2 separate regions of the Mus musculus genome follow, and region 1 is linked to region 2. The links are chromatin loops, found by intact Hi-C in ENCODE. Cell type or tissue: left cerebral cortex. All regions are shown on one strand. Each heading gives the region's core, and the rest is flanking DNA. Links, peaks and the distances in the headings are about the cores only.

Region 1 (11,156 bases), core at 3,062-5,561, 57 kb after region 2:
GCCAATGGCAGGAAACTCTCTTTACCTCCATTGTAGACAGAAAAGAGCAAAACAGGAGAGGATCCTGGGATGAGATAGATACTCAAGGATCTAAGTCTCTCGCCTGCTAAAGTTTCCAGAACCTTCCAAAATATGGAGTGATCTTAGGATGATAAAAAACGGGGTCCTGCATTTTCTTACGAGGTGGCTTTAAAAATCTGATTCTATGTAAGATAAAATTTCCAAGTTTCTTCATTATCTTAGATTTTTCCCCTCTATTTTACTTTTTACTTTATTTTTGAGGTAGGGGCTGGCCTCAAATTTGCTATGTAGCTGAAGATGACATTGAATTCCTGATCCCCCTGCCTCAACATCCCCATGGTGGGATCACAGGCACGCACCACCTCACCTGCTTCGTGAACTGTTGGGGATAGAGCTCAAGGCCTCAAGTGTCCTCAGCAAACTTGCTACCAACTACGCCTGCAGCCCAGATCCTTAGTTTTAACACACTTCAGGAGAAAAAAAAACTCTCTCCTTATTTTCATATAGGAATAGCAGAATTAAGAAGGTGAGGAAACTCCTTATTCTAAATATATGAAGAATATTTCATTGGTATTTCCCATCTTTGGTTGTATCGCCCGCCCCCTCCCTCCCTCCCTCCCTCCCTCCCTCCCTCCCTCCCTCCCTCCATTACTCTCCCCAACCCCTTCTTAATATATATTTTTTTTCCCTCTTTATCTTAGCTCTCTTCACCTCTTCTCCCTGGGGGTGGGAGCAGGGTCTCACACATATTTGGTGAGTGTCCCATCGCTGAACTACGCCCACAGTTGACCCTTAACCTTCTCATCTCTAGTCTAAGTAGAAATGACCCTGTGACCTGACATCATCTCATTAAGCTTTTCCATCCTCATAACTTTTTTTTTTTTTTTTTTTTTTGCTATTAAAACTTTGATGGCAAATCTCACAGGAGCACAGCGCCACGGAGCACCCGTGAAGGCTCCTCCACTTCTCGAAGTAGGCTGTTGACTCAGTCATTCCATGGCAACCCCAGGGAGAGTGGGACCCGGCTTGGGGGTGACACACGTCACAAGTGACCCCAACGCAATGCAGTTTTCACCAAGGCTGGCAATAAAGTTTATATGACTCAACTCTAAGATAGCCACACATGGGACTTAAAGGCCTCTTGGAGCCAGTTAAAATGTTTCAAATTTGGTAAGAGAGCTAAAGGACCAAAAATATTTTCCATATAATAAATTTTATGGAAAGCAGGGCCCAAAAGTCCTGGAGTTAAACAAATGTAAGAGGAGATGAGGAGGGAGATAGGGGCTGCGGAACGGTTCCTTCGGGGTCCTGTTTCTCACAGGGAACTATTTTAAGGTCGGACCTTCCGCCCCACCTCTCCCACCCCCACTCAGGACTTGTCCCCTTGCCTCTAGTGACAAGGACCATACAGGATGCCTTTCCAAAGCTATTCAATGCCAGTAAATCTGCTTCTTGAATCTAATTCCCAGCAACCCTCACACACATATTTCATCTATGTCTTAGGATTTGTGTAAGGAGGAGGAAAAAATGGAATAAAGCACGGGCTGGAAAGACGGCACTGCTCTTAAGAGCACTATCGATCTTCCAGGAGGACCCAAGTTCAGGTCCCAGTACTTATGGGTCTGGTGGCCCAAAGCCACCTGTAGCTTCAGCTATCCGACCCTGTCCTCTGACCTCCTAAGGCCCCTACACGCACATGTGGGCACACTCATACACATACATAAACTTAAAAATAAATTTTTAGCTGGGCTTGGCGGGCATATGCCTTAGTTCCAGCACTTCGGAGGCGGGGGCTGGAAGATCTTTGAGTACAAAGCCAGGCATGGTTACCCTGTGAGATAAAATATACATAATAATAAAATAAATCTAGCTGGACACGGGTGGTGCACGCCTTTAATCCCAGTACTCAGGAGGCAGAGGCGGATAGATCCCTGTGAGTTTGAGGCCAGCCTGGTCTATAGAGCAAGTTCCAGGATAGCCAGGGATACACAGTGGAACCCTGTCTCGAAAAACCAAAAAAGTAGATCTTTTTAAAAAGAGGTTATATATGAATAAGCTTTCTCATATTTAGACATTTCTAATCATCTCTAGTCCGTGACTTGGACTGCAGTCTGTCTGTCCCTTAAGCAGGAAGCATCTCTGTACACTCTGGGTGAGTCAGAGATTTCCTTCCTGCCTTCCTCCCAGCATCCTTTTCTTCCATTATTCTAAAAGCAGGCACTGCAGAAAGGTGGTGTGCGAAGAGCTATTCAGCCTGGAGTGTCTATGGGATCAGAAAAAATGGGGTACTCACCTGCTGTCTTGCTCTGTCTTCCCTCTGCATTGCTCTGTGTGTGTGTGTGTGTGTGTGTGTGTGTGTGTGTGTGTGTGTGTGTGTGCCCACACGCGTGCACGCACTCGTGCAAGTGCTATGAGGAAGACAAAGGTAGATGCCAAGTTGTGCCCCACCTTATTTTTAAGAAAAGATCCCTCACGGAAACAGACAGCTAACAAGCCCTAAGGATACACTCATCTCTACCTTGTCAGCCCTGGGGTGCTGGGGACAAGATGATGTGCCTGGCTTTTTCACTGGGATGGAACTCAGATCTTCCTGTCTCCATGCTTACAGACAAGCACTGTACCCTCATAGCCATTGGCGCTGCAGTGCATTTTATAGGCTGACTCCACTCCAGCTGAAACAAACAAGGAATCTATTAATGTTACTGCAACAGAGCTAGCTAGGCTCTCCTTGGGGTGCTATGTTATGTGACTCCTCTGGCTGTATCCTTGGAGCTTGACCCCCCAAGCTCTCTACCATTGTTCAAATAAATGTGGTTTGTCTCTAAAAGGCCCTTGTGTTGAAGGATTTATTCTCAGTGTAGAGACCTTGGAAAGTGAAACTCTTTACCTTGTTTGGGGTGTCTCATGAACCCCACTGAGAGTGAACTGTAGTAAAATCCAGCAGCTGACCCCTAGGCTCTCCTATTTCCTGTATCAGGATGCAAGATGTGATCCAGGGACTGGAAAGATAAAAGGTTAAAGGGACCTGCTGCACACAGCGGAAGGAGAGAACTATTCCCCAAAGGGGTTTTCTGACCTCCACAAGATGCACTACGACACACGTGTGTGCATGTCTACACACCAAGTGTTTAAAATAAAACATTTTAAGGTGTGCTTCCACGCACCCTGCACCCCGCTACCATTGCCATGATTTGATTAAGCTCACCCCACATAGACAGATGCAGACATCATCCAAACCTGAGCACCAAATAAACCTCTTTTCTTTTACAACACTAGCCACCCGGGGTATTTTGTTACAGCAACAAACAACTGACTGATACAATCTCCAGGGCTCAAAGAAGCCACAGCTTCCTTTTTGTTTATTCAAGTCAGCAAATCAACCGGGTTGCTCGGACCCAGGCTGACCGTGCAGTCACTATCTCAGAAGCTGCTCACCAGCAGTTTCTGTCTAGTTATTGTACTCACTGATAAACTCATGAGTTATTCTGGAATATCTGTTGCAGTGGAAAGGGGTAGAAAAATCAGTTAATACTAAGCATGTACTACCACATCCTGTCTATACCGGCTTTGGTTTTGTTATTTGTTTGTTTTAGTTTTTGCAGCCCAGGCTGATCTTACATTTGCTATACTATATGACAGAGGCTGACCTTGAACTTCCAATCTTGCAACCTCCACCTCCCCGGATCTCAGATTACAGGCATGCTGCACCACTCCTGGACCATACTTGCTTGGGATATCAGCTTCCATCAGAACAAGCACAATTTTATTCATGCTAAATCCCCAGGGACCAGCACCTGGCATATTTATTGACTGCAGAGAACTAAATGCTTTTTTAAATATGAAGAAGGTTTGTATATGCAAATATATTCAACAGTGGCTAATGGCAGTATGGGGTTGTAGATATTTCTTGCTGGGCCTGGATTTTTCCCATTCTGAAAGGAAGATACACTACTTTTGTATCAGAAAAATAGTGACTTCTCTTTTGTCATAATGACTGGGTTTTCTACCACCGCAAACCCCACCAAAGGTTATCTCTCTAGGAAAAAAACCAGCATCCAGGGTGTGGTTGCCACACCTGCCCGCCCCCTATTCTATTCTGGTATTTTGAGTTCAAACTCAGCCTCCCCCACCTCCATAAGGATGTGGGGGCACATCAGGCAAATGAGACAGCTCATCTCTCAACAGCTGGGGCCCTGGATTTTAATCTCATCCTCTATGAGGTTCCTGGCTCTATTTCCAAGGCTCATCAGAGCAGGGTATTCAGGAACACTATCCGTGCATGTGTGGATGCATCACTGGCATCCACAAAGCTAGAGAGCTACAGAGGAGGACTGGGGCTGGAGCTCCTAAAACATGCAAATTTATTTCTAAGACTTGAGACGGAGGGTACGGCAGCTGTTCAGTCATCTTCCAGTGATGGGTTAAGAATGTTTAAAATTCACAGGCGGCAGCCCAGCTCTCCGGTTCTCAGAAAATTGGTCGGCTTCGCTGTCTGCTCAGCCCTGGGAGCCCTGTAATGGGCTCTTCAGAGGCATGGGGCTCAGCAGCACTACCAGCTATGGGGGATACATTCCAAGCCCCCGATAGCTGCTGGAAACTGTGTTTAGCCCCAAGTCCTGTATACTGCTATGAATCTTCTATATGACTATGATTTACAAATCAGGCTCAATAAAAGAATAGCAACAATAACTGATAATATACGTAGACCAATCGTGGTAGTGCGCTAACACAACACAAATAAAAAATCAGGTAGCTGGGTGTGATGGCTCATGCTTTTAACCTCAGCAGTCTACAGAGGCTGGCAGATCTCCATGAGTTCAAGGCCAGCCAGGGCTAAATTTAAAAAAAAAAAAAAAAAAAAAAGGAATAAGTACAATTTTTTTGAATTGTTTACTCCTGGAATTTTCCACTTCACATTTTCAGACCACACTTGACTACAGGTAATAGAAACCATGGAAAATAAGGGGCAACTGTATACAGCTAGGAAAATGATGAAACCCAATGCAAGCTGGACACGGTGGTACATGAATGTGATCCCAGAAAAATCAAGATATCTAGAGCCAGTCTGGGCTACATAGTGAGACCCTGTCTCAGAAACTACGCCAAAACATACACACAACCCACAGAGCGCTAAGTGAAAGAAGTAAGTGTACCTACTGTATGCTTCCATTTAAGGATGCATAACGGACATAAAGCCTGTGTGGTTTGGATGTGAAAAGCCAGCCCCCCTTGTTAGCTCATGCTCTCTGGATGATGGCGCTGTTTTGCTCATGCTCGCTGGATGAAGCCTTTAGGATGTAGCGCCTTGCTAGAGGAAGTGAGTCAAGAGGAGGGACCTTGAGTTTTGGTAGTTTAGCACCATGTCTTACCTGCTCTCTGTTTCTTGATTGTGGTGGCTACACTGTAACCAGACCTAAGTCTTCCTGCCCCAAGTGGGGATGCATTGTATCCCCACTAAACAAAAAACAAAATAACCTTTCCTCCTTTAAGTTGCTTCTCCTCAGGTATTTTGACACAGCAACAAGAAAACTGAGACATCTAACTAGCACAGTGGTGATCCCGGGATGATAGAGAGAGGTGGGTTTCCCTGGGTGGTGCTGATACCTTGTTCTTGAACAGGGTGTGATGACTCTATTAGCTTCTAAACCAAATAGTAAATTACCATAGAGGTGGCAGATAACAAAATCAAAATTTATTCTTTATAGTTCCAGAAGCTGGGAGTCAGAAATGGAGGTGTCTGAAGGACCAAGCTTCCTCGGAAGATTCTAGAAGACAATCTACTCTTCCCTTCTGGAAGCTGCAGGCATTCCTTCTGGTTCCACAACTCACCCCGGGCTCGGCCTCCTTCCACATGACTTCCACTGTCTGTGTCTACTTCTCTCTCAGACCCCCACCTTGCTTTATTTGCTATGTCTTAATTACTTAATTATCAATGTTTCTTCATAAAGCTCCCTCCATGCTCCTGGGTTTACTTTAAAATTAATTTTAATTTAGAATTTAAAAAAATTAATTTAATTTAAAAATTGTGGCTTTCTTCATTCCTTCTTTCTCCATCACGGTCCCTCTTCCACTGTTATAACCACTGCTTTCTGATTTTGTTAAAATGAGATTGCAGAGATGTCTGCAGTGGTTTAGGTGGCACGTCAGGAGGATGAGGCCTACTTTTTAGTCACGGGCAGACTGGCTACAGATGAGAACCAGTCTGCACTCTTCAAGCATTTGCCATCTTCTGTGGTGAGATCTTGTTTTTAAAAACATAGGGACCCAGGCACATGAGGAGGCGAAGGCAATGAAGAACCTTTGTGTCACTTTGGGACATATTTTGCTTGTCTATGCAAGGCAATTCACGTATGTGTTCCAAGCCAGCCAGCTCTACCATTCTGTCCTGTACAGTTCTGGAAGTTCAACCAACGGCCTTCTTTCGTTCCATCTTATTCTGTGTTCTCCTCATCCAGGCTGGCCTCCAGGGGGCCCTCCCTTTAAAGATTTATTTATGTTTCTATGTATATGGGTGTATTATCAGTATGCATGTCTGTACCACATGTGTGCCCAGTGACCACAATGGCGTAATGAGGACCCTGAGACTAGGCTTAAAAGACTCGTCACATAGGTGCTGCAAATCAAACCTGGGTCTTCCGGAAGAACAGTCAGTGCTTTTAACCACTGAGCCATCTCTCCAGCTCCCTTTAAGGACACCTTTCATCAGACCTAGGGTACACAGGTCATCAGGATAGCATCACCTCCCTCTCCCTGATTAAACTGTGTCTTCCTAGAGGACACTGTAACCATCCTGGCAGAAGTGAGGATACCCTACAGAGAGGCACCACAGCAACCCTAAGAAATTGGAATTCCCCCACTAGGAGTCTCCTGCTTTCAGGAGGGGAGGGCTGAAAGCTGGGCATCCAGCGGGGAACTTGTCTCTCAGGCAGAGATCACACATGGTTCTGACAACCTTTCAGATCACCCTGCAGGAGAAGCTGAAGGGGAGAAGATGTTAGGCCAGTGGTGGGCAGAGCACACCTGGTCATGAGCTGCTTACAGATGCCTGTCTCCTGCCCCTGTCTAAACACAAACCTTCTCCTGGCTCTCTGAAGACTGCAGGTTCAACGGCCTCTGTTCTTGTTCCTCTTCCCAATGTGGCCAGATTGAATGAGTCTTTCTCTGCTTTTGACTTCTTAATTGGCCTACAGAGGATAGTGGGCCAGAGCCTAGCTTGTTAAGGCCTTGACCCTAACAGCTCCACTAACACCACTCTCTACTGTTAGGTGGTAGGAAATCCACCCAGCCAAGCACACACCTTCCTGACTGGATAACACACGTTTGTGAGAAAGTTTTTAAAGGTCGGTTTACAGTTTCTCAGAAAAAGCACTCATTAATCACCATGAGGAGTCCTGTACTCATAAATAAAAAAATAAAATAAAGTACAAGATCAGAGTGCCAGGCCTCTTGCTGGCACGGTGCCAACAGTGTTCCTTTCTCCCACATCGCATCCCTATCCTGATCGTTCTAGGATGTGTGTAGATGTCCTTATAACTCAGCGCCTGTTTTTGGGGTGGCGGGGTTACAGTGTTGGGCGGACAATCCGAGGATATACAAGCGCTCCACTATGAAGTCAGATCCCCACCCCTTTTAGTGTCTGATTTTCTTCCATCATCCAAAGGGACAAAATCCTTTAACGAATAACAAGCTGAAGACCATGGGATTACAGAGGTTCCGCGCTGCGTCGCCGCAGAAAACCAGGCTATGATTTCCGAGAGATGTTAGTGAACTTGGGGGATTCCTGGGGTGTGGACTTGCTGCCCATAACCCCGAATGGCAGGGAAGGTGGCCTACAGTCTGTGCTCAGATGACCCAGAAGGCACATCTTAACGACTCTCCCGGCATGACTCATGCCGGCTCCCACATCTGGCAGATCTGAGTTACATCACAGCCCTTCGTGTCCTGTGTGTTCCTGGGAACCAGCTGCGGCGGCCGGCTGCATTCACACGCCTCTCATGTCATGCGTCATTCTGATGGCCACACGCTATGGGGGCTGGCCCCCTCTTCCCAGGCCCAGAAGCCAGAGCTGGCTGAGGAGAGGCAGCCTTCCTTTCTCTTTCTCTTGAGCCTAACTAATCACCCGGGAAGGAAAATTTTGTGCCCAGAGCAATACAGAATTCTCTGGCAACCAGAAAGAGCTCCCAGATCCATGGTATTAATGGTGGGACGTGACAAAAACAAGCCCTTCCTAGAGCCATTCACACTCCTCAGAAAGGATCACAGGAGGAACAAACAAATAACGTCTGAAGAGGCCAGGGAGAAAAGCTGATTTGACCTAAGGTGGAATGGCTTGGAGGTGATAGTTTTCATGGTGTGTTCCATTGGAACCAGACCCTGGCCGGCGGGCTCCGTAACAGTCCCCCTGGCATGATGGTCCTGTTTTCTTAATACTTCTAGATCTTTCTTCCCTGCCCTTTTATTTGCTGATCAGAACTTCCCCCACGGCTGCTTCTGGGGCTCCAGACATTGCTAGGTGTGCCCTGTGGGAAGACTTTCTCGCCCACCTGCTCATTCCTGCTGGAACACGATGTCGCTCATTTCCAGTTACTGTCTCCAGGTCCCCCTCCACCCTCCACCCTTCAGTTCCACCTGCTCATTCCCAGAGTCAGAAGGGATGTTTTTAAAATATCATTAATTCCATTCTTCCAGCTGGTTTGCTATCTGTGTTCTAATTTTGAAGCCAAGGTCATTAAAAAAAATGCTGACAGATAAAATAATTTGTCATTATGGTTGGATAATGACACACACACATAAGTGTGGCCCAGGTCTCACGTTCTGTTCTAAAGTATATCATGTGGGTTCATTTTTTTTTAACTGGGGACATAGGTAAGTTGGTAGCTCTTGCCTAGTGTTGACAAAGCTCTGGGTTTAATGACCAGCATTGAATCAATTGGGGGTTAGTGTACACCTGTAATCTTAGCACCGGAGAGATGGAGGCAGAAGGATCCGAAGTTCAAGCTCAGCCTAGGCCAAATGTGTGTGTGTGTGTGTGTGTGTGTGTGTGTGTGTGCGTGCGCGCGCATGTGTGTAGAAAGTGTTCAATGGTTCAAAAGTTCAGTGGTTAAGCATTAACTCAGTATGGGGATGGCTCTGGATTCTATTCCCAAAAGTGCAAAATAATCCATTTTTTTCATTCAAAACTCAAAACTAATAAAAAATAAAAGGCAACTCAGTGAGATTATTTCCAAGCCTTTTAAATGCTGGCTGAGGTTGTTTTGGTTGGTTGGTTTAAAATCTATTCTAAAACAGTAACCAAGGCCAGGCCCCTTTAATCCCAGCACTTGGGAGGCAGAGGCAGGGGAATCCTTGAGTTGGAGACCAGCCTGGTCTACAGAGGAAGTTCCAGAACAGCCAGGGCTACACAGAGAAACAATGTCTCGAAAAGCCAAAAGCAACAAAAACAAAACAAAATATTCCCCTCAAAGAAAGAAAGAAAGAAAGAAAGAAAGAAAGAAAGAAAGAAGGAAAGAAGGAAGGAAGGAAGGAAGGAAGGAAGGAAGGAAGGAAGGAAGGAAGGAAGGAAGGAAAGAAAGAGAGAGAAGTCCAAAAAGTCAGAAAAGAAGCTAGGCAAGCAGGGGAAATGAACTGTCGATCCGGTCAGAGATGGAACCCTGGAGAACCCAGAAGGCTGTGCAGTAAACCTCCAAGAGGCTTGCAGAACTCCCCTGGCCTCAAACCTGCCGCATCAGCCTCTCCAGAGGACATTACCCTTCACCAGTCGGCTGTGGGGTGGGGGTGGTGGGATTCCCCTCTGCAGCCCGCAGGAAGTACCCATTCCCATACAGGCCACAGGAGCAGCGTGTCTGGACCAAGAGTTCAAAAAGGAAAAGTAAAGAAAAATGAAAGAGAAGGAAGAGGAAGGGAGGAATTGATGACGAGAGGGGTCAAATTGAAACAAGGCCACCCTTCCCCACGAAACACGGAACACCAGAAGCTGATGCCACAAGGGTAAGGAAAGGAAGGAGAGCAAGCAACCGGGTTCTGTGAGTCCAAGTTTCTCAGGGTACTTTGCTTTCTTAAAAATAGTAAATAAATAGGAATCCAAGATAAGGCATGTTTGTGGGGGGCGGGGGGAGGGGGACGGGGACGGGCAGGGGCGGGGGTGTTGGTTATCACGTAATCTAGCAATTCCGATTCTGGGCATATCACCAAAGGCAGTGGAAGCAGGGACTCAGGAGTTTGAGCATCCCGTTAAGGAAGCCGATAAAGAAGCCAGCCAAGTTCAGTGAGTGAATAAGAAAATGTGGTAGAGGAAGAAGGGAGGATTACTTGATCTTAAAAATAGGGCTGGGCCGGGCGGTGGTGGCGCACGCCTTTAATCCCAGCACTTGTGAGGCAGAGGCAGGCGGATTTCTGAGTTCGAGGCCAGCCTAGTCTACAAAGTGAGTTCCAGGACAGCCAGGACTATACAGAGAAACCCTGTCTCGAAAAACAAAACAAAACAAAACAAAACAAAACAAAAGGGCTAAAGAGATCGCTTGGTGGATAAAAGTGCACGTCCTTCTAGCCGGATGACCTGGGTTTTATCTCCAGAACACAGCAGGAGAGAACCAACTCCTAACACTTGTCCTCTGACCTCCACAAGTGCACATCTGTAAGCTCAGCTACCCTCCCAATGCACCCAACACACAGGAGCCAGAGCCATGACGCATCAATTAAGAGTTCTTATTTGAGTTCCCAAGCTCAGCTCCCAACACGGCGATAGGAACCTTACTGACACCTATAACTCTACCTCCAGGGGATCTGACGCCCTCTTCTGGCCCCTGACGGTACCTGCACTCACATGCTCATACCCACACTCGGACACACACATTTAATTACTGTTTATATCTGGCTGTAATTTCAAAAATTAAACACAACATGGGGCCAGACTTGGTTAACTATGCTCAGGTGTGGTTGAAGGTTACTGAGGATACTGTCTCAGTCTGTAAAATCATGACGGCCGAGATCGGTGCCCAGTGTGTACTTGAGGCCACAGCAATCTACTGAGCTAGCTTAAGAAAGGCTCCAGAGAACCTGGCATCTCCCCAGGACCTGCTGAGGGCCGGCTGGCAGGCCTCAGAGTCCACATTACATAACCATCGCGCTGCCAGCTT
Region 2 (11,156 bases), core at 4,990-7,489:
ATTTATCTAAACCATCATTTCAATTTTATTGTCTTTAGTGCTCTCTCTTTCTCTCTCTCTCCCTGTCTCTCCTTCCTCCTTATTTCTCCATCTCTCCTTTCTCTTCTCCCTCCCTTACAGCTGTGTGTGTGCCTGTGTTGTGGCCAGTGGTGTAACCCGTAGGTATCAATCTTCAAGAACTGTCCACCTTAGTTTGAGTCCTGATCTCTCATGTGTCTGGCGCGCTCACAAAGCAGGCCAGGCTAGCTGGCCAGTGAGTCTCAGTGAGCCCTGGTAAACTATCGGTCTCTATCGGTCAATGCTTCCTCAGGGCTAGAGTTTTAAACATACATTTTACAAATCGTCAGGCTTTTCCATCGGTGCTAAGATTCAATCACCAGTCCTCATGCTAGGCTGGCAAAGACTTCATGCAATGAATCATCTCCCCACGGCCCCATCCCCCAAACGTTTTCTTCCTAACTCCCCCCCCCCACTTTTCTTCCCTTCCTAATCCTCTCCCACTTCCTTCCCTCTTCTCTCCAGCCCCCATTACCCCCCTCAGCAACCCACCCCTCCCGCTCCTCTCCCAACCTGTCTGGCTTGGAACTCAACTAGACTGGCCTCAAACTTGCCTTTCAAGTGCTAGGAGTCCAGGTGTACACCACTGTGTCTGATCTTGAGATGGAGATTTTAAGGTAATACTATCCCACTTCTAATATCTTGATCTTCAATTATCTGGCTTCTCTTTTAAGACACAGTCTTTCTACATAGTCCTTGCTGTCCTAGATCTAGTAGTAGACCAGGCTGGCCTTAAACTCATAGATATCCACCTGCCTCTGCCTCCTGAGTGCTGGGAGTATAAAGCCACTTTACCATTCTTCACTGGCAGAAATTTTGCCTTAGAAGGCAAAGTAAGAATTTCTCATTAGTGTCTGGACGTCTTTAAAACACACACAGTCCTAAGGAGTCACGTGGTCCCTTGTGCCTCATCTGCTCAGATTCTCCACAATCATGCTGTCTGGGTTCTGAGGGCCATGCATGACTGCCCTTACATAGGGTCTGTGGTGATGCTGAAAGAGAAGCTGGGAGGGGGACTACGGAGATGATATTTCTGGAAAAGCATCTTTAGAACTCAAGTGGAAAAAAAATAAGTAAAAGAATCGTAGAGCTGAGAAGACGAGACAAAGAATCGCATAGAAATAACATGAAGAGGATGAGTCAGAGTGACTCCCAAATATACGCTGCACAGGAAGATGCACGTGGCCAAGAAGAATGGCGGGGTCTGAAAGAAGTGGAGGAGGGTGAGAGGAAGCAAGTAAGAGCCGGAAAGAGCTGGAAACAGCTGCCTGTATCCCAGCCCACGGCAAGGAAATACACTTTGGGCTTTCTGCGTAGCTGCCAGCCGCACCCAGCACACCGCTCCATTCATTCATTAATTCAGTCATTGATGGAGCCTTTCGCCGTCCTCTCTCAAGCAGGGAATAAGTAACTCACTGGAGGAGCAAGGGCAGGAGGGAGATGGAGCTAAATGCATGAATGAAAGCTTGCTTTCTGAATGGAGCCTGAGTTGCTCTTGGCACTTCTAGGGCAAGGAAATGAAATTCAGGCTCACACGATCCGGAGGTAGGCTTGTCACGGCAGAGGGTATGTGTGCACACTGATAGCTGCACACAGGCAAGGCAAGGCATGGATTTAAAGACACAGGCTGACCAACCCCACGAGCCCTAGACCGTGTGTAAGTAACAGATAGGAAAGAGCGACATTGAGTCCTCAAATACAGGCAAAGTAGGTAGGAGATGTTAAGATGGTACACACGGGCTGATCATGGCTCAGCAGGTAAAAGTGCCCACTGTGCAAGGATGAAGAGCTGAGTTCAGATCCCAGCATTCACATACAACGCCAGATGTGGTTCCTTGCACACCTGTAATGCCAGCGCTGTAGGGACAGACAGGACGGTCACTGGGGTATAAGCTACAAGCTCAGAGTCAGGTAGAAAGAGACAGAGACAGAGACACAGACACCCTGTCCCAAGGGAATAACATGGTTTCTGACAGGATAGGAAACCTGCTTCCTCCTCATATACACTCACACACACACACACACACACACACACACACGCACACACGCACACACCCTCACACATGCACTTTCCCATACACTCTCACATGCATATACACGCACATGCTTTCATGCACACATGCTCACATGTGCATGCACACAAATGCACAAAAATGGACAAAAGAAAGCAAAATTTACATGCCATCAAGTAGAAAATAAACAGAAGAAAAGACTTATTTTTGAATAAAACTATTGAGGAGTCCTTTAAAGGCATTTTTCTTTCTGGGGCTAGACAGAGGTTCAGCGGGCACAGGTGCTACCTAAAGACCCAAGTTCGATCCCCAGGACCCACATGGTAGAAGGAGAGAACCAACTGCTGCAAGCTGTCCTCTAGTGTCAAGATAGTCCCATAGCATGTACTCCCAAAGAAATAAACGCCACAAAACGTTATAAACAAAACAGTACCCCTTACCCCTCCCTGCCTGTCCCATGTCCTGTCTTCCTGAAGAAGCAACACAGATGACTCTACACTGTTATGGCAGATACAGTGCTTTAATCATCTTTTCCTCACCACACACACACACACACACACACACACACACACACACACACGCACACACTGGCTGAATTAATTTTCTCTGAGCTCGCAAGTCACAGAAATAGCAGCTCAAGGCTCCAACTTTCGAGGCACTGGTGGCTGGATGCTGGACTGGGAGACTCAGGCCTACCCGGCACCATGGCTTGGGGGAATCTTTTGCTTTACAGCTGGCTGATCCTCACAGACATCTTGCACATGGACACTGTTGCTATTTGGAAGTTGAATGTCTCTAAAAGACCTAGCATTCAAGGCTCCTCCACTAGCCGTGTGACGGGGCGAGGGGGGGTGGGGGGGGGCGGGGAGGGAAGGCGGTGTCCCAATGGGAGGATTGGAGGCAATTGCAGGTGTACCCTTAAAGGGGAGAGTGCCACCCTGGTCTCCTCCCTTCTTTTGTGTCTTGGCCATGGAGCGAGGAATTTTCTTCTGATCTACACATGCCCACCATACTATCTTACCAGAGGACCAAAGTGACAAGGCTGAACTCTCTGAAAATGAGAACTAAATTAAATTTTTACCTCCCTCTTCTATAAGCCAATTTAGACAAGTCTCAAGTATTATGTCACAGTATTGGGAAGCTAACAGAGAAACATATCTAAATGCATAGAGCTTGCATTTCAACCCAATGCTACCTTTACTATGTGACTTAAGGCATTGATTTGCTTAGAAAGAAATCTATCCAGGATCCATACCACCCAAATCTAACAATACCAAACATTTCAATATGGTTGAGTACTCTTAAAAAAAAAAAAAAACCATAATGAAAGCCTTGGTATCTAAGCAATAATCATCTACAGACAACATATTAGCTTAATGAAGGCAATATATACTGGCTAGAACTGATCCAGTAGCCTATGTCACAGTAAAAAATAGCTCCAAGAGAAACTTCTAGAACTCCCCTAAGTCCTTGCAATTACAAAGTCCCATGGATAAATAAAACAAATGTGGGGGTGTTACAGATTGCAGGTCCCTTGGAATCAAAGGCTGCAAGAGCTTTTACTATAAAGAAGCCTGCTCATCTCTTCTCTTACCTAGCTGGTTGTGTGTCTTCTTATTTCGGTTGTCTTTTGAGAGTCATGTTTTCTTGAGACAAGCTCCCCTTCTATAGCCACAGCTGTAATGGTGTTCATAGCCACTTAACTATGTATACCAAGCTAACCTTGAACTCATGGCGCTCTTCCTCAGCCTCTGGGGTGCTGGGACTATAGGTGTGAGCCACCACCATGTGGTCCTCTCTCTGCCATCTTAACTTGTCACTATGAACGGTTCTGTTTCCACCCAAAGTCTCTGAACCCCTCAGGACGTTTGCAGAAGAAATCTGATTCTATTTATGACATGTGTTTCAGGCCATGATTTGTGTGTTCACTACTGTATTGTCTGTGAAGGTCTTCAGTTCTGTGCCCGACAACGCTGTCTTGTTTATCAATGTCCCTTGGCTAGAGACTTCCTTACTAAGTGTGGCCTCTAACATCTGCAACTACACTCCCCTCTTGTGCCTCTTCCTTTGCTGGATCCTTCCTTCTCCTCTTCTACATTCTCCTTCCCTCGTCTTTTTTTATTTCCTGTTTTTGAGACAAGGCCTCCTTATGAGGCTACTTTTCTTAGTTACTTTTGCATTGCTGTGATAAAATGTCCACAGAAACAATTCACAGGAGAGACTTATCTTGGCTCCCGGTTTTAGAAGGCTCAGTCCGCCACAGAGAAGAAGGCATGGCAGAACAGTTCAGATGATGGTGGTAGGAGCCTGTGGCAGAGACTGTTCACATAGTCAGGGGTTGGGATGCTGAGAGACGGTATAGCAGGGGCCGAGTGTAACATTTAGAGGTCTACGTCCGGTGACCCGCTTCTGCCATATAGGCCCACCTTCTAAAGGTTGTCCCCAAATCGAACCATCTAGGGAATACTCTGTACTCAAACTACAACAGTAGCCCAGGCTGCCTCAGTCTCTTGAGTGCTACAGGGCCTGCCATGGTGAGCCCATACATGGTCCTATTTCCAAAAAAAGGGACATTCACTTATTCATCCAAAACTGCACAGCACTGGAGTCAGGGTTAACTGCCCAACAGAGATGAAAGTATTTTTCCTCATCAGCTAACTATGTCTGCGTGACCCTGGAGAAGGGACACCTTGGAGACCTTCATTCTTTTCGCTTCCATGGCTGACCAGATGGTTCTCCAAACAAGTCCTCGAGGTCTGATATAATAAACACATCCTTCCCCAGCGTTGTCCCTGGTTCCGTCATTATGTAATTTAGTAGTTTACACGACACGTTGGCTGGGACTCCAAGGCAGGTGTGGAAGGGATCTGTCTCCATGGTGCCATTCCCGGGAGGAGAGTCTGTGCTCTCCTTGAGTGACTGGTGACAGACTCTCAGCTGTGGCTGTCCCTTACTCACCTGTGCAGGGTTTGTCTAGGCTAACCCTAGGCCTCACGGAGACACAACACAGCTCGGGGAATCGATCGAAAGAGTCATTTGATTCTCCTTAGTTATTAGAATTTGGTCGTCCTCTTTCATCTGAATCATTCAAATGAGTAACAGTAGACCATCCCAAGCTCACAGCTCGGTCTTTTTGTGGAACAGCTGCTATTTTAACTACCAGACAGTTGTGTCTAGGGCTAGCGCTTTGGCTCAGTGGGTGGAGTGTTTGCTTACCGTGCACACAGTGCTGGGTCTAACCCCCAACACTGCATCAACTGGACCTGGTGATGCATACCTGCGAGCCCAGGTAGGATGGTAGGAAGCTCAAGACTACCTTCAGCTCCATAGCCAGTTCAAGGTCAGTTTGACCTACATGAATATAAAGGTGCATCATTTGCCATGGTCTCTTCCATGGGTTCTTATTGAAGATGAATTTGATGGAGGGGTGTGGTTATAGCATCAATATGTATGCACCCACTGAACACTGTAGGACACTCTTGTGAACATTACAAAACTTCAAATTCCTACAAGAAGGAAGGAATTCTTCTCTTATAAGAGTGTAACACAGGGGGCTTGACACTGTTGGCTTGTGTGGAGGTTTTTCTTTTTCTTTCTATTTTAGTTCAAGAATAAAAACCCCACATCATCAGTTCAGATGGCAGCTAATGTCTTCAGTACCTTCCTTTGGGACTTGATAAACTTTAGAAGAGCTGGTGGTTCCGAAGGGCTGGCTAAACGATCTACTGTCTGGAAGAACGTTGTCACACTATTCTTGGTGTAGTGTGTAATTAAGATCCCCACCCCACCCCCATCCCATAATCAAGTTAAAGATATTTTTTCCACTTCTTGGACAAGTGACGTCTCTATATAATACACTCCCAGTGACGGAAAAGCTTTTTATTTCTTGATAACTGGGATCAGGTTGACCTCTAAATGACCCTACATAGAAAGTCCTCCTGTATGGGTATTGTCCCCAGCGAGGGGATAGGTTAAGGTTCAGGTGACAGACTGGACAGTCACAGAGAGCTACTGGTGAACTTACTACAGCTCTGGATGACTGCTAACGTGCAGGATCATGGGTTTGGAGTTTGTAGGGCCCCAGGGGCTGCCTTTCAAAGAAAGAACTCTCTGGCAGTCTTGGGAGAAATTCTGTTTTGGGATGTAGGACAGGAAATCTTGAACTTGAGAAAGACATCAAAAAGAGAGGCAGTTAAGATGAAAGGATTGGGGGGTAAGGAGCTCAATTAGACAGCGGTGCAGCCGGGAGAGAGGAAGGCAATTGAGAGCATCCGCCAGCCATCCCGGTGCAGAACCGTGTTCAGAGTACAGGGTGGGCAGAGAGCGTGAGAACGCGGCCCAGCCCAAGCCGTGGGTGGCGGCTGCAGGATGTGCTATGCAGGCCTGCAGGAGTGCACCTGGAGCCAGAGGGAACATTTCAGATCCCCAGTGGCCCGGGAGATGGAAAGAAAAGCAGGCCTATTTTGGAATGGAAAATAAACGCAGACTCATCAGGAACAACATGGTTTCCCTACGGAGACTAAACGTAGACTCTGACCCGGCATTTTGCAGCTTTCTGAATTGCTATCTTCCTGATGACAAGGATCCAGTGGCAGTACCTACCTTATGGTGCCTAGATCAGCATGCTATACACTGAATTGTCCTGTCCCTGCTTCAGTGTCAAAGCCCTAACTCCCAATATTTAGAGCTGAGACTTTAAGGAGGAAGTAGGTTTAGATATGATCAGAAAGATGGAGTCCCCAAGATGGAATTTGTTCCTTATAAGGAGAGAACAGAAAGTGTGCTTTCTTGACCGCCCATGTTACTTACCATGTGGAGAGAAGTTTGCTGTTTGTAAACCAGGAAGAAAGCCCACCCCAGGAACAGAGCTGGAAGTGATCTTAATCTTGGACTTCCAGCTTCCAGGAAGGGCAAAAAATAAATATCTGTTGTTTTAAATTGCCTAGTCTATGATAATTCATCTAAGTGTCCAAGCTACAACATGGCAGATGTCTGCGAAGTAAGTTCTGCCCTCCCCCAGGTTAACCACTATCTGCCAGACACGTTCTTATGTTTTACTTAGGCCATATATATTCCAATCATAACATTTACATACAACACTGAAGTACCGACAGGCTATCCTTGGCTACGTAGTGAGTTGAGGCCAGCCAGAGACATTCGAGACCCTGTCTCAAAAACAAACAGACAGACAAACAAATGGATAGCAACAACAAGCCTACCATCATCAACAAAAAGCCTGGGAGAGTTCAGCTGGTAAATTTGTTGGCAAGCATTTCGTGAAGCCCTGGGTTTAAGCCGTAGTACTAAATTAACTGGGCATGGTGATGCCTATCTGTAATTCCAGCATGCATATGGAGACAGGAGTTTAAACAAGAAAGGAAGAAAGAAAAGAAATATTGGTCTGTGGAGATAGCTCAGTGGATAGAAAGCCAGGCAAGTCCTATGACCCCAGTTAGATCCCAGAACCCAGAATGGAATGAGAGATCCAAGCCCTGGAAATTACTCTCAGGCTCCACGAGTGTGCTACGGCATTCACACACACCCTCACATGCAAATCACCCCCACACAACAACAACAGACACATTTCTCTCTTAAGAAGGAATACTGACAGTCATGTGTCCAATTGTCACATTTAACATTCCCCAGCTGTCCACCTTACCACCTATACCAAGCGTGACTGAGCCAGGAGGTGCCTTCCAAGGCTTTCTGAGAGCCCTTGCCTGGCCTTGGAGTTACCGTGGCATATCAGATGTGGCTAGGTTCCTGGTATATACCCTTAGCATTTCTTTCTCTCCCTGATCCAGAGGGAATCTCAGGTTGTTTTGTGTGTTGGGTTTTTTTTCTCTGTTATTTATTTGTTATTTATTTATTTATTTTGAGACAGAATCTTACTATGTGGACAAATGGTCTCATACTCACAGACTCTGACTCCTGACTTTTGGGATTAAAGGCCTGTCCCATTGCACCTGACTATAGATGTCTCAGTCCTTATAATCTAATTATCAGACTTGAGTCCCTATCATCGGCTGTTACATACAGGTTAGACTATGTCCCATAAATGTAGGACATATTGATACCATAAGTATACACACACACACACACATATACATATAAGTATGTGTATGTTTATATATTATCTGTTTATATATATATTATATATATTATCCGAAAATTCACATGTAACTGCAGCCTTTACTTTCCTCTACTAAGGCTAACAGCCTTACCTCTTAGCTCCATGAATCAACCCCAGCTTAAGCCTGTTGTACTCTACCCTCTCCCATGGCCTGCACTGGGCACCCCGCAGACTGTCTCTGAACTCAAAGCTCAAACCAGAGGTCAAGGGCCTTCATTTCCTGTGGCAGTGGCTTGTCGGCCCGGAGTCCCCCAAATGATCTTCGCTTCTTTCCTCTAGTCTGATCCTCAGCCGGCAGGCAGGCAGCTCAGCTTGCTGATTATGCAGTCCTGTGGGACACGTCTGAGGCCAGCTGAGTCCTCTCTGACCTCTAGAAGACCCTAGGACTTGCTGACAATACGAAACTTTGACTAGGATGGCCACGCACTTGCCACGAGATTATGACCCCAAAGGGCAGAGATGATGGTGCCAAGAGCCCTGTGGTAACATTAAACATGATGCTCTGCACACTTGGCTGCCCAGTGAGTGACTGCTGACCTCAGACAGAGGGACAGTCACCCAACGAATTGAGGAAGAAAGAAATCTGCAAAAGACATGGGGCCAGAATAACGGGGGAGGCAAGGAAAATGCTGAGTCAGACAGAACGTCATATGGTGCAGTGCTGGACAACGAGAATGGGCTTCCTCTTTGAATACTGTGCCCCCCACACCCAATTTCCTTGAACAGGAATGTCTCACTAGCGCTGCAAGAAAGCTGGTGGGCAGAGGCTTGGCAGAAGTTCCAGCCATCGAGAAGCCCTCAAGAGGAAATGAGGATCCTATTGGAAGACTTCTAGGCCGCACAGGACAGCAATGTCAAACGTTGGCATTTAATTTCCGGGTCTGTAAAGGGGTTTTTAGATTGGACTGAAAGGGGTGAGATAGTCCTGAATGTGGGTGGCACCCATGGGCTGGCTTCTAAACTGACTAAAAAGGATAGAGAAAGCTGAAGGCCAGCATTCGTTGCTTTCTGCACTCTGACAGTGGATACAACTCGACCAAGCAGGTTCTTATTCCTGGGGCCATGCCTTCCCCTCCATGATGACCTGTGTTCCTTCTCACTGTGAACACAAATAAACCCTTCCGTCCCCAAGTTCCTGGTCCCAGCAATGATAAAGTAGTGAATATTCTTTAGAAATGACACAGTAACATCATTCAGACATGTGTTCTCTGTCACTATTATGTATCACGAGTGGGTATGATGATGCACGCCTTTAAGCCCAGCACCCTGGGAGGAAGGCACTGGTAGGTGGTTCTCTGTTCAAGGCCAGCCTGGTCTACAAATCAAGTTTCAGGCCAGCAAGGGCTACGTGGTAAGGCCCTGTCTCCAAAACCAAAACCAAAAAAACCAAAACCAAAAATAAACAAAACAAAACAAAACAAAAACTATGACATTCACATGTCACATGGGGTCAAGTCAAGGTGGTTTAATTCTAAGGCTCCAGGCAAATGACTATCTTTGTGCAGTTTTTTTAATCATTGTTTTTTTGTCTTTGTTTTTGACACAGTTTCACTGTGAAGCCATGGCTGGCATCACAGAGATCCGCCTGTCTGTGTCTCCCAAGTGCTGGGATTAAAGGCTTAGGCCACCACGTCTAGCTTTTTGATGCAGTTTTAAACGTAACAAATCTCTTTGTCCATATCATCATTGATTTCATCTCAAATGAGAGGCATAATCTTTCCGAGTGGGAAGAAGGAAAGCATTGAATACTCACTCCCTAGTCAGTCCTTCCTTCCATGACTGCAGCTGGAGCCCGGTCTGTCTTGATAGGGACTGAGCTCTGCTTCTAAGTAGAGTCCACTGGGAGAACAGAGCCTTCTGCTACAATGTTACAAAGACCAGCCGACACGTGCTAAGTACTGACCTTGCACCCAGCACTAGGCTGAGATTCCAATTGTTCAGCACCGTTTCCACTACACCTTCATGAGACAGTGAGAGCTCCCCTACTTCTAAACGAGGAAATGAAGGCCCCCAGGAAGGCCATTTGGAGGCACTGAAGTCAAGGATTCAACCAACTCCAAAGTCCACCATCTTTATGGGAGCGCACTGTGTGGTTATCATATGTATGCTTGGGTGCGTATGTGCATGCAAATGTTCATGAGTAAGCACACGGTTGATGTTAGCTGTCTTCCTTGCTTGCTCGCCACCTTATTTTTTGAGACAAGGTCTCTTCCTGAGCCAGAAGCTCATCATTCAGTCTGGCTGACAGCCAATAAGTGTCAAGGGTCCGCCCGTGTCCCCACCTCCCACAGTACTGGATTATAGACGTACACCGCCAAGCCAAGGTTCCATGTGGAGCTGGTATCTGGGCTAGGATGTGAACTCAGCTCCTCGTGGTTTTGAGACAAGCATTTACTAACTGAGCTATCTCTTCTCCCTAGGCTTCCAAAGTCCACCCCGTCGTGATCATTCAATATACAGAGAAAGAGGCTGGAGAGATGGCTCAGCGGCTGAGCTGCTCTTGCAGGACCTATAATTGGTCCTAGCATCCATACCAGGTGGCTCAGAACAGCCTGTAACTCCAGTTCCAGGGAATCTGCCCTTGCCTTGATTAGTGATTGATGTGGGAAAGCTCAGCCCACTGTGGGCGGAGCCACTCTGGGACAGACGGTCCTGTGGTGTATTAGAGAGCAAGCACACTGAGAGCCAAGAGCAGCAAGCTGGTAAGCAGCGCTCCACCATAGCCTCTGCATCAGTTTCTTCTTCCAAATTCCTCCCTCGTTTCCCTTCATAACGGGCTGTGATCAGGACGCTTAAGCCAAATAAACCCGTTCTGCCCCCAAGTCGCCTTTGGTCAGTGTTTTATGCCAGCAACAGGAAGCCAAGTAAGACTTAGTCCTTACTTAGTCCTTACTAAGGACTTCAATTAGTTTGTCAAGCAAAAGTGACCGACCACTCTAACACCTGTATGACCA

What was found. Peaks named below come from ENCODE experiments on the same cell type or tissue, not always from the same donor. Only the 100,000 strongest peaks of a DNase experiment are listed, where the experiment ranks them.
Region 1: a loop joins it to region 2, with 2.0 times the contacts of the local background. A loop is called at or near these places in 2 of 42 quality-filtered maps.

The regions. Positions count from the first base shown.
Region 1 is chr11:107,368,494-107,379,649 of GRCm38, forward strand. The region is part of intron 1 of Pitpnc1 (phosphatidylinositol transfer protein, cytoplasmic 1); the gene reads right to left. Among named protein-coding and RNA genes, the nearest start is that of Gm11713, 36 kb to the right of the region's middle. In left cerebral cortex, for the core only: no CTCF peak of the experiment used is centred there; a DNase peak (open chromatin) is centred at 4,331; H3K27ac peaks cover 900 bases.
Region 2 is chr11:107,309,247-107,320,402 of GRCm38, forward strand. All of the region lies in intron 4 of Pitpnc1 (phosphatidylinositol transfer protein, cytoplasmic 1), which reads right to left. Among named protein-coding and RNA genes, the nearest start is that of Gm11716, 21 kb to the right of the region's middle. In left cerebral cortex, for the core only: no CTCF peak of the experiment used is centred there; a DNase peak (open chromatin) is centred at 6,422; H3K27ac peaks cover 483 bases.